4 separate regions of the Homo sapiens genome follow, and regions 1, 3 and 4 are each linked to region 2. Evidence: chromatin loops called from intact Hi-C (ENCODE). Cell type or tissue: endothelial cell of umbilical vein. All regions are shown on one strand. Region 1 overlaps WDPCP (WD repeat containing planar cell polarity effector). Region 2 overlaps LOC105374764 (a long non-coding RNA gene). Region 3 overlaps WDPCP (WD repeat containing planar cell polarity effector). Region 4 overlaps EHBP1 (EH domain binding protein 1).

Region 1 (2,500 bases), 970 kb before region 2:
TTTGTTTCTATGTTTAGCACTCCCTTAAGGACCTCTTGTAAGGCTGGTGTACTGGTAATGAATTCCCTTAGCATTACTTGTTTGAAAAGGATTTTATTTCTTCTTCACTTATGAAGCTTAGTTTGGTGAGATATGAAATTCTTGGTTGGAATTTCTTTTCTTTAAAGTTGCTGAAAATAGGCCCCTAACCTATTTCTTCTGCCATTTGTTTTGTTTTGTTTTTTTTTGAGACAGAGTCTCACTCTGTCACCTAGGCTGGAGTGCAGTGATGTGATCTTGGCTCACTGCAACCTCCGCTTAAACTGGGTTCAAGCGATTCCCCTGCCTCAGACTCCTGAGTAGCTGGGACTACAGGTGTGCGCCACCACGCCCAGCTAATTTTTGTAATTTTTAGTAGAAATGGGGTTTCACCATATTGGCCAGGCTGGTCTCGAACTCCTGACCTCATGATCCGCCTGCCTCGGCCTCCCAAGAGTGCTGGGATTACAGGCGTGAGCCACCATGCCCGGCCTCCTCTTTTGCCTTTTAAGTTTCTGCTGAGAGGTCTGTTGCTAGCCTGACGTAGTTCCCTTTGTAAGTGACCTGACCCTTCTGTCTAGGCCCCATTAAGATTTTTTCTTTGATGTTGACTTTGGGCAATCTGAAGAGTATGTGCCTTGGGGATGGTTGTCTTTTATAGTATCTTGCATGGGTTCTCTGTATTTCTTGAATTTGCATATCAGTCTCTCTAGGGAGATTGGGAATGTTTTCTTGGACTGTATTCTCAAATATGTTTTCCAAGTTGCTTACTCTCTCTTCTTCCCTCTGAGAAATGCCAGTGAGTCATAGGTTTGATTTCTTTACATAATCCCATATTTTGTAGAGGTTTTACTCATTTTTAAAAATTCTTTTAAAAATTGTTTGTCTTACTGAGTTGATTTGAACTGGTCTTTGAGTTCTGAGATTCTTTTCCTAGTTTAGTCTATTATGTTGTTAATGCTTCCAATTGTATTTTGAAATTCTTGTAGTGAATTTTTCAGTTTCAGAAGTTTAGTTTGGTTGTTTCTTAAAATGGCTGTTTTATCTTTCTACTCTTGAATCATTTTACTGGATTCACTGGGTTCTATTGGGTTTCAACTTTCTGCTGAATCTTGATGAGCTTCATTGCCACCCAGATTCTGAATTCTATGTCTGCCATTTCTGTTGCTTCAATCTGGTAAAGAACTGTTGCTAGGGAGCTAGTGTACTTGTTTGGAGGTAGGGGGACACTCTGACTTTTGAATCACCAAAGTTCTTGTGCGGATCCTTTCTCATCTGAGCGGGCTGGTATTGTCTTTTTGGATTTGCTGTCGTTGAATGGGGCTTTTTGTTTTTATATAATTTATTTCCCTTGAGTTTTTAACTGTGGTTCAAGTTGAGTATAGTCAATAGGCTTTGTTTCTGGATGCTTTCAGAAGGCCAAGTGTCTGCACAGGATCTTCATGTGTGGCTAGATTCTTGCTCTCGGTTTCACAAGCTATGTATACTGGAAGAGTATTTTTTGTGTTGTAATTTAGGCTGCAATCCAGTAGATGGCGCTTAAGAGTAATGACTGGCAGATAAGTTCTTAGCCACGTGGCTCTTGTATTTCAGCACATTCGCAGCATCTCTCTGTGGTGTAGGGGGAAAGATAAGCCCCTCGCCAGATCCATTCCCGGGCCTTGGGGATCCCCCTCCGATCACTCGCACCGCGCCCAATACCTTTGTTAGGTATTCTAGGCCTCAGGCTTTCTTAGATAGGGGCTGTGGCTGGCAGACAGGCTATACCCTTCCCAGATAACCCTGTGGAGGGAGGCATGCCCCAGGCCCACACCAGCCCACGAATACCCATGTTTCACTCTTCTGAGTGTTCTGAAAGTGGGAGCTCTTCCCCCGCTTACATGCTGGCCACAGATCTCAGCTTGGCTCCCCTGAGCTGTGTGCTGTAACCCTGGGGGATTGGGACTGGGCCTGCAGCTTCGCTCTCTGGCCCCTGGTTTGGGTACCGGCCATATTGGGGCAGTCAAAGTGCTCCAAGGCCACCAGCAAAGCACTCAGGCTGGGCAGTGGAGGCTGTGCTATGTACACACTCTTGCAGGAGTGGCCAAGCGGGGCCTTGGGAGGGGCTGGTGGACAACGAGGGTGTGAAGAACAGTCATGCCTCAGTCTTATGAGAAAGACAGTCCTCTTCTCTCCTGGCTCAGTGGTCAGTTGGGGGATAGAACTACCTGGAGGAAAATGGAGAACCTATGACCACATTTTGCTGCAGCTGCCCCACTTACAAGGGCTGACGCACACCCCCTCTCCCACCCCCGCCCCCAACACACACCGCGCGCCTCCCTGGGCTCCATGCTGGCTGAAGCTTTGTCTCTGCTTACTCTCTGGGCAGATACCCCTGCCAATTCAAACGTGTATGGGGGTTGTGGGATCTCTTGTAGCTAGAATCCCAGAGGTAAGCGGCGAGAGAGCGTTCCCCTGCCATCACTTCACTCACCCCTTCCTT
Region 2 (2,500 bases):
CATCAAAATCCAAGCATTCACGGTCTGAATCGCCAGAGCCAGGTTGCAGAGTGCAATGAGTCCCATTCAGCAGCACCCCATGCGTTACCACAATGCTTCGAGATGGGTCACGCTCTGCCCATTTTGCAGATGGGGAAATCAGTCCCTACAGAGGTGAAGTGACTTTCCCAAAGCCTCATGGCTGGTGGATCTTGGGCTGACATTGAACCCACGTGGTCTGGCTCCTACAGTAACTGAGGGCGTGCACTTACACGTGGAATGAACTGCTGAGAATGATCTAGGAGCTGGAGCCAAGGGGAGCAGAAGGGTCTGGTCCTGTGAGGACATGCGCTGTAGATAGGTCTGTCAGCTGGGCCAGGCTGCATTTCCTGTCGTGCTCCATCAAGAGCAGGCTTGCCTCACGGACACACCTATGCCCATCAGCTGGACTTGACACCTTCCTGGGATCCGCCCAGACTAAGAGATGGGATTTTAAAAGGCTTGAGTTCTAACCTTGGCCCTTTACAAGAATTTGCTGAGTGATTCCTCACAACACCCTCTGCAGTAAGTGCTGTTAGCTTCCCCATCTGCAGTAAGTGTCATTAGCCTCCGCATTTAACAAGGGGAGGAAACAGGTAGAAAGGAGCGAAGTGTTCCCCCATCTTCTGCCACCCAGCTAGTAGCAAAGTCAGATCTAACACCCGGGTCTTTTTCTGACCCCAGATCTGGGCTCTAATCTCTGATTTCTCTGAGGCTAGAGACATAAGCCATGAGGAAAACGTTGGTGCAACAAATGAAGGTCTTAGCTCCCTTGCAGTGGAATAGCCGTTCCTGGGTTCAGCGGCAAAGCAGTGAGGGTAGCTGAGGCTGCTGGAGGCAACCGCTCAGGCCAGGCCACAGATAAAAGTGAGAGCGCACCCAGTTAAACTAAGGCCTTAATTACAGGCTTCGTTTAGAGCCTAGCAGCAAAAGCTTGCTGCAGCCCCACAGGTGCTGGACGCTGAGGAGTTCCCACCAGCCTGGCTCAGCCCTCTGCACCCAGGCAGCCCACCCCACCCCCACCTTCCGAAGGTAGAACCACGAGGACTTCCGAATCAGATGCACTTTGGAATGTGAGATGCTCGGTAAGAAGCTCATTCCAAATCTAGAAGTTCACTGGTATCGGGATGTCCTTCTCAGAGCTTTCGGTGCACAAAGAAACGGACATCTCTGCCCCTGAGGCCGCTATTCCTCACCATGCTACCAACCCAGGCTCAGCTCTCCCTCCGGGGCCTTCCCGCCGCACCCAGCCCTTCCTCCAGGTCCGCGACGGGGAGGAAACCCGGCCAGCCTCCCAGCCCGCAACCGTCCACTCCTGGCTGCCACACCCAAGGCAGTCTCTGCCTTCTCTAGAGCGAGAGCGCAGCGGGCCAGGGGAGAAGTGGAAAGACACAAAAGGCTGCGGGGCTGGGACGGCGAAGCAGCAGCCCGCACGGCAGGGGGCTTGGCAGCGGCGCCCGGGGTCGCCGATCCCCGGCTCTCGGCCAGCCCAGCCCAGCGACCCTTTCCGCGGGGGATGCTGGCCCCTGCTGGCCGCGCGAGAGATCGCAGGGTGGCTATCGCCTCGGGAGAGCAGAGAGGCCCGGGACCGGGAAGCGGTGCCCGCCCCGGGAAAGGGGCTGAGCTCTCAGGGCAGCAGCAGCACCCGGCCCCCGCGTGGAGGTGGTTAGCCTGGAGGGGAGCTGGGAGAAGGCAAGGACGGGAGGACCTGGGCGCGAGGCCCCAAGTTCTGGTCCTGTCCCCGCCGCCACCCTGGTAACAGTGCTAGCTGCCTCAGCACCTCCAGGCTCACACGTGCTATCAAACGCCTCATATCATAGTTTCTAGAAAGGAGATGAGTCAGAAGAAAGAGGTGAGAGGTCTCTAGCATGACTGGCTCTGGTCTCCCTCCAGGGCCTACCTCCAGAAGACTTCCTTCAGCCTGATGTCTTCCTCAAGACCAGCCAACCCCGAACCATGAGCTGATGGGGCCACGTGCATTTCACAGGTTACTGACTGGGTGGGCTGAATGATGGCCCCCAAAGACAGCCAGGTCCTAACCCCTGGAACCTGTGAATATTACCCTACATGGCAAAACGGACTTTGCTGGTGTGACTGAAAGCCCTTGAGTGGGGAGATTATCCCGGATTATTCAGATGGATCTTAAATGTAATCACAAGGGTCCTTCTAAAAGAGAGGCAGAGGAAGATTTTACTACAGAAGACAAACAAAGCCATATGACAAAGGAAGCAGACAGAGAGAGAGATTTGGAAATGCTATGCTGCTGGCTTTGAAGATGGGTAAGAGGCCAAGAGCCAAAGAATGCAAACACTGCAGCTCTGGATGCTAGAAAGGGCAAGGAAATGTAGAGCCCCTGCAGGCTCTGCTTACCCCTTAATTTTGGCCCAGTGAAACTGATTTCAGATTTCTGATCTGCAGAACTGAAAGAGAATAAATGTGTGTTGCTTTCAGCCACCAAGTTTGTGGCAATTTGTTACAGCAG
Region 3 (2,500 bases), 1.0 Mb before region 2:
CTCATTATTGGAACATTGCTGCTCCCAGGCCCTCTCAGTGGACAGAGCTTGCAGAATGTATGTATCTATGTATACACACATATTTACATCCATATTTATTTCTGTATCTATCTCTCTATATTGAAACCATGAGTTTACATTGGTACATCTCATTCCTATCTACCACCATAGGGTTCATTCTAATTTTCTCCCTTTCCATATTTGTATTTTTCTTCTCAGACAGTGGGAAACCTGGAGCTCCCCTATTTTTTATTTATTGACTTATCAGTCACCCTGTTTGCAGTCAATCCCCTATCTCTGTGGCTACTCCTTCCCTGTATAGATACCCTTCTCACCCCATGTGGGATTTGATATACCATGTTGGGTTGCCCCCATATGTAAATGTCCTCCTTACCTTGTTTAGCCTCTAATACCCTACACCAGGCTGTTGCTTCATGTGAGTGTTCTTACCCTGCTGGAGTTCTAACACACCATGTCAGGCTGACTCTCTGAATGGACACCTTCCCCATCCAGCTCTGGTACCCACTGTAGGGCAGGTTTTCTTAACTGGATGCTCTCCTTATTCTGCTTGTGTTTTGACAGTTTCCACTCTGGGCCAGATGCAGTAGGTCAGACTTGTGCACATAATTCAGGATTCTTTATGATCTTCATAGTTCTATTCTAGAGTTATGATATATATTTGGATGTATGGAATGATGAGTATAATTATAGGGTGGAATATTTTAATGGAGATATTGTCTGCATATGTAGTGCCTGTGGTTCTTAGATTTTTTAAAAAAGCCTTTTTATTGAAGTATAATATATGTACTGAAAAGTGTAAAGATCATAAGATTATGTTGTGAACCATCAGAATATGAAAACACCCATAAAATCACCATCCAGGACAACAAATAAAATATCAGTATCCAAGAAGTCCTACTCATGATTTTTCGCAATAAATCCTTATTAGATATATTCAGTCTAACCAGTAGACATAAACTGCATTCTTTAAAATTGTATGCCTCTACTAATGGCATGATGAATAAAATAGAGCTTTAACAAGTACACGCAATTGACTATTTTGAAAGACTATATTTGAAAAGTTAATTATAGCAGTAATACTTTTTTTTGAAGTTTTATCATTCAGTTTGAGAAAGTCTGGAGCAGTCAGTCACTAGGGGGCAGCCTGTACTGCTTCCACCTCTTTAGAAACAGTTGTATACTCTTTATCCTTATGTTAGTAACTGAGAATTATTTTGCATTGAAGAAAACAAATGTTCCTTCAATGAAAGAAATATTTTATTATTCATAGATATGAAGAAAATGGACAAAATTATTTTGTTCTCTTATATTTAAACTGGAATAATTCCTTGGTTAAATGAATCTTGACATCTGGGAAGCCCAGCTTTGCTTCTTAGGTAGCCCCAGCAAAGTGTCCGAATTTAGGTTTAGAAGGGGTTTTCCCTGTCTAAACAAGTTTCAGATAATAATGTATCCAAACGTTCCTCTAATCTTCCCTTTCTCGTCTGTGGATTTCTCCCAAATGCCGTAGAATAGGAACTAGACTCTTGAGCTAAATTGGAGAAAAGAAAACCACAGCTCAGAATCCAACAGGGCATTTTCTTCCATCCACTGATTTCATCTGGCATTGCTTAGTGGCAGTTCCTTTTGGTAGAACCCTGTGAAAAATATCAGAGGATGTGTGAAAGAGAAAACTTGGTGTTTCTTGATTTCAGTTCTTTACTAATCTTTTTCTCATGCCATTCTAGTTTTGTGTAAATCTTTTCTCATTAGATTGATAAACTTTCCAGTTTCTGCATATCCCTAGAATAGACGAACTCATCTCCGGATGCTTTTGAGCCATTTTATTTCTAGTAGCATAAGGAGACTGTTTCTGCTTTTCTCCCTATCCTTCCCCTAATATAGTATGGCTTGGCTTCTTATTCTCTGGGACTTTTAAATCATAATTTAATGTTATTTCTTCCTTTCTATAGATAGAGACATTGGGATCTACCAGTATTATGACAAGAAAGATCCACCAGGTAAAGTACCTATTCTGTGCAATTAATTTTTATTAACTAAATATTCTAAACCATGAAATACTGACCATTAAAAGCTCTCTTCTCATGAGCTTTAGATAAATTCTAGAATTTTAAGAAAAGTCCCTTCAGTTCTTTAGAAAAATGCTGAGGTTGATATCTATCTGTTCTATATAAAATAAAGTAGTATCGAGAAAATGCTGTAGAAAGACATGAAAATTTTCATTTTACTGCTGATCAGGCTGATTATAGGGCAGTCTATTCACATTTATTTATCAGTGTCCCAGTAGAGGGCATTGTTAATGCATGGGTCCTACTGATGCTGGCCTCCTGGATCCTCACCTGATATCTGAAATAGGCATTTCTGAGTGAATGATCAATTTTCTTTATCTGATTAATCCTGCTAATCCCAGAAGTTTTATGATGGGCCAAAAGGTCTTTCTAGCTAGAGTTACTTCCTGTTTTGGTCTCCGTTGAAGTGG
Region 4 (2,500 bases), 570 kb before region 2:
TGGGATTACAGGTGTGAACCACCATGCCCAACCAGTATTCTACTTTTGAATAGCAATGTTCAGTATAACTTTGATTCAAAATAAGCATTTGAGTAAAAACAAATGGTCTTAAAAGTGTTAAATTTTGACTCCATCTAATTTTTTTTTTTTTTTTTTTTTTGAGACAGGGTCTTGCTGTGTTGCCAAGGCAGGAATACAGTGGCATCATCACAGCTCACTATAGCCTTGACCTCCTGGGTTCAGGCAATCCTCCTGCCTCAGGCTCCTGAGTAGCTGGGACCACAAACACATGCCACCATGCTGAGCTCATTTTAAGTTATTTGTAGAGACAGGGTATTGCTGTGTTGCCCAGCTGGTCTTGAACACCTAGGCGCAAGTAATCTTCCCATCTTTTTTGTTTTGTTTTTTGTTCTTTTTGAGACGGAGTCTCGCTCTTGTCATCCAGGCGGCAGTGCAATTGTGCAGTCTTGGCTCACTGCAATCTCCACCTCCCGAGTTCAAGTGATTCTCGTGCCTCAGCCTCCCAAGTAGCTGGGATTACAGGCACCTGCCACCACGCCTGGCTAATTTTTGTGTTTTTAGTAGAGATGGGGTTTCACCATGTTGGCCAGGCTGGTCTCGAACTCCTGACCTCATGATCCGCCCACCTTGGCCTCCCAAAGTGTTGGGATTACAGGTGTGAGCCACCGCGCCTGGCTGATCCTCCCACTTTGGCCTCCCAAAGTGCTTGGATTACAGGTATGAACCACCAGACCTTGCATTGGCTCCCTCTAATTTTATTCTCATAAGAAAATAAAATATTTATGACTTTTAAAAATTCAATTCTCTAGAAAATTTTTATACCTGAAATATAAAACTATCTCTAATTTTTTAAAGCACTAAAATTTGTAATAAACTCATTTTTAAAATAAACAATTATATCAATCTAAATGTCTTCCTTGACTTGTATCTTTAACTTTCCTTATGGAGCTAGATCCTTCAAAAGCACAACAGATATAGCCATGAAGAGATCTGTCAGGTTCCAGTTCAGAAGTGTCTAATGTGGAGGACAACATGCTAGTAGGGAAGAAACGTTAGTGCTTGACACAATTCCTAGTTTTGGCCACCAAGTGGTGCTATTAATTCAGAGTGAACTGGCACTGGGGGCATGGGATTGGTTGGCTTTGGGGTGGGTAAAGAGTAGAAGAGCAGTCTACAACCAGTCAGTAAGTACAAGGGACACTGACAAGCCAGATGTTTGCAACTCTGTATACTGTGAATTCATGTATCAATGTCACTAGTTTAAACACAGAGGATAAAACTAACTTACATACTTTCATTTTTACAGGTAAAGTCCACTGTCTTTCCTTAGGAAAATAACCGTTTATGTATATATATTTGTATCAAATCTGATCCTGTAAAGCTACACAGCTGTAAAAATAATCACACTATTTTGATTAATCTTTGTTTCTCTAAAAAATTCCTCCAAATTCCATTAAAACAAAACAAAAAACGGTTAAAGAAAACCAAACTATTAAGCAAACATTACAAACATTAATTAGTAATATTAAGCATCTAAAAATATCTGATTTATTACTATTTTTATTTGATACAGAGTCTTGCTATGTTGTCCAGGCTGGAGTGCAGTGGTGTCATCTCGGCTCACTGCAACCTTCACTGCCCAGGGTTCCAGCGATTCTCTTGCCTCAGCCTCTTCTGTGGCTAGGATTACAGGTGCACACCACCACGCCCAGCTAATTATTGAATATTTAGTAGAGATAGGGTTCTGACATATTGGCCAGGCTGGTCTCGAATTCCTGACCTCAGGTGATCTGCCTGCCTCAGCCTCCCAAAATGCTAGGATTACAGGCGTGAGCCACTGTGCCCGGCCTCTAATGTTTTTAAAAAAAATAGGTATCAACTCAACAGGTTTTCTTTAACTTACACTGTAAACTTTTTCTGATGAGATAGCTCCTTTGAGTGCATGAATACTTTTCACATTTCAGCTCAGAAGTGACAAGTGCGGATAGGGAACAGATACAATGACTATATAAGTTCAGTTTTCTTATGCAAACCACCTACAGGCCTATGAAAAGTGTTAAAAACATAATGAGTAACTAAAAGAAAGACTTAATAATCTACCATCCACTGGAAGAACTGGCAATGTTGGCCAGGTGCGGTGGCTCATGTCTGTGATCCCAGCACTTTGGGAGGCGGAGGCAGGCGGATCACCTGAGGTCAGGAGTTCGAGATCAGCCTGGCCAACATGGTGAAACCCCATCTCTACTAAAAATACAAAAATAACCTGAGTGTGGTGGTGCATGTCTGTAGTCCCAGCTACTCGGGAGGCTGAGGCAAGAGAATCACTTGAACCTGGGAGGTGGAGGTTGCAGTGAGCTGAGATTGCGCCATTGCACTCCAGCCTGTGCGACAGAGTGAGATTCTGTCAAAAAGAAAAAGAAGAAAGAGGAGGAGGAGGAGGAAGGAGGAAAGAGGAAGGAGGAAGGAGGAGAGGAGGAAC

The links. A loop is a pair of places that touch in the nucleus more often than their neighbours do. Peaks named below come from ENCODE experiments on the same cell type or tissue, not always from the same donor. Only the 100,000 strongest peaks of a DNase experiment are listed, where the experiment ranks them.
Region 1: a loop joins it to region 2, with 4 times the contacts of the local background. A loop is called at or near these places in 5 of 110 quality-filtered maps.
Region 3: a loop joins it to region 2, with 6 times the contacts of the local background. A loop is called at or near these places in 16 of 110 quality-filtered maps.
Region 4: it touches region 2 in a loop (6-fold over the local background); 7 of 110 quality-filtered maps call a loop at or near these places.

What each region holds. Positions count from the first base shown.
Region 1 is chr2:63,424,069-63,426,568 of GRCh38, reverse strand. The region is part of intron 9 of WDPCP (WD repeat containing planar cell polarity effector); the gene reads left to right. Among named protein-coding and RNA genes, the nearest start is that of WDPCP, 160 kb to the left of the region's middle. RefSeq lists an enhancer at 1,453-1,572. In endothelial cell of umbilical vein, a CTCF peak has its summit at 1,535 (motif pointing right); no DNase peak of the experiment used is centred here.
Region 2 is chr2:62,456,163-62,458,662 of GRCh38, reverse strand. The region is part of intron 4 of LOC105374764 (a long non-coding RNA gene); the gene reads right to left. It also overlaps a transcript of TMEM17 not described here. Among named protein-coding and RNA genes, the nearest start is that of TMEM17, 49 kb to the left of the region's middle. RefSeq lists a silencer at 1,275-1,834. In endothelial cell of umbilical vein, a CTCF peak has its summit at 1,545 (motif pointing left); DNase peaks (open chromatin) are centred at 1,522 and 1,812; H3K4me3 peaks cover 499 bases.
Region 3 is chr2:63,486,968-63,489,467 of GRCh38, reverse strand. WDPCP (WD repeat containing planar cell polarity effector) reads left to right here. Exons shown (of 18, transcript NM_015910.7): 3 at 1,974-2,021. Among named protein-coding and RNA genes, the nearest start is that of WDPCP, 100 kb to the left of the region's middle. In endothelial cell of umbilical vein, a CTCF peak has its summit at 1,149 (motif pointing right); a DNase peak (open chromatin) is centred at 1,167.
Region 4 is chr2:63,022,262-63,024,761 of GRCh38, reverse strand. The region is part of intron 19 of EHBP1 (EH domain binding protein 1); the gene reads right to left. Among named protein-coding and RNA genes, the nearest start is that of EHBP1-AS1, 25 kb to the left of the region's middle. RefSeq lists an enhancer at 1,030-1,099. In endothelial cell of umbilical vein, a CTCF peak has its summit at 1,099 (motif pointing right); a DNase peak (open chromatin) is centred at 1,111.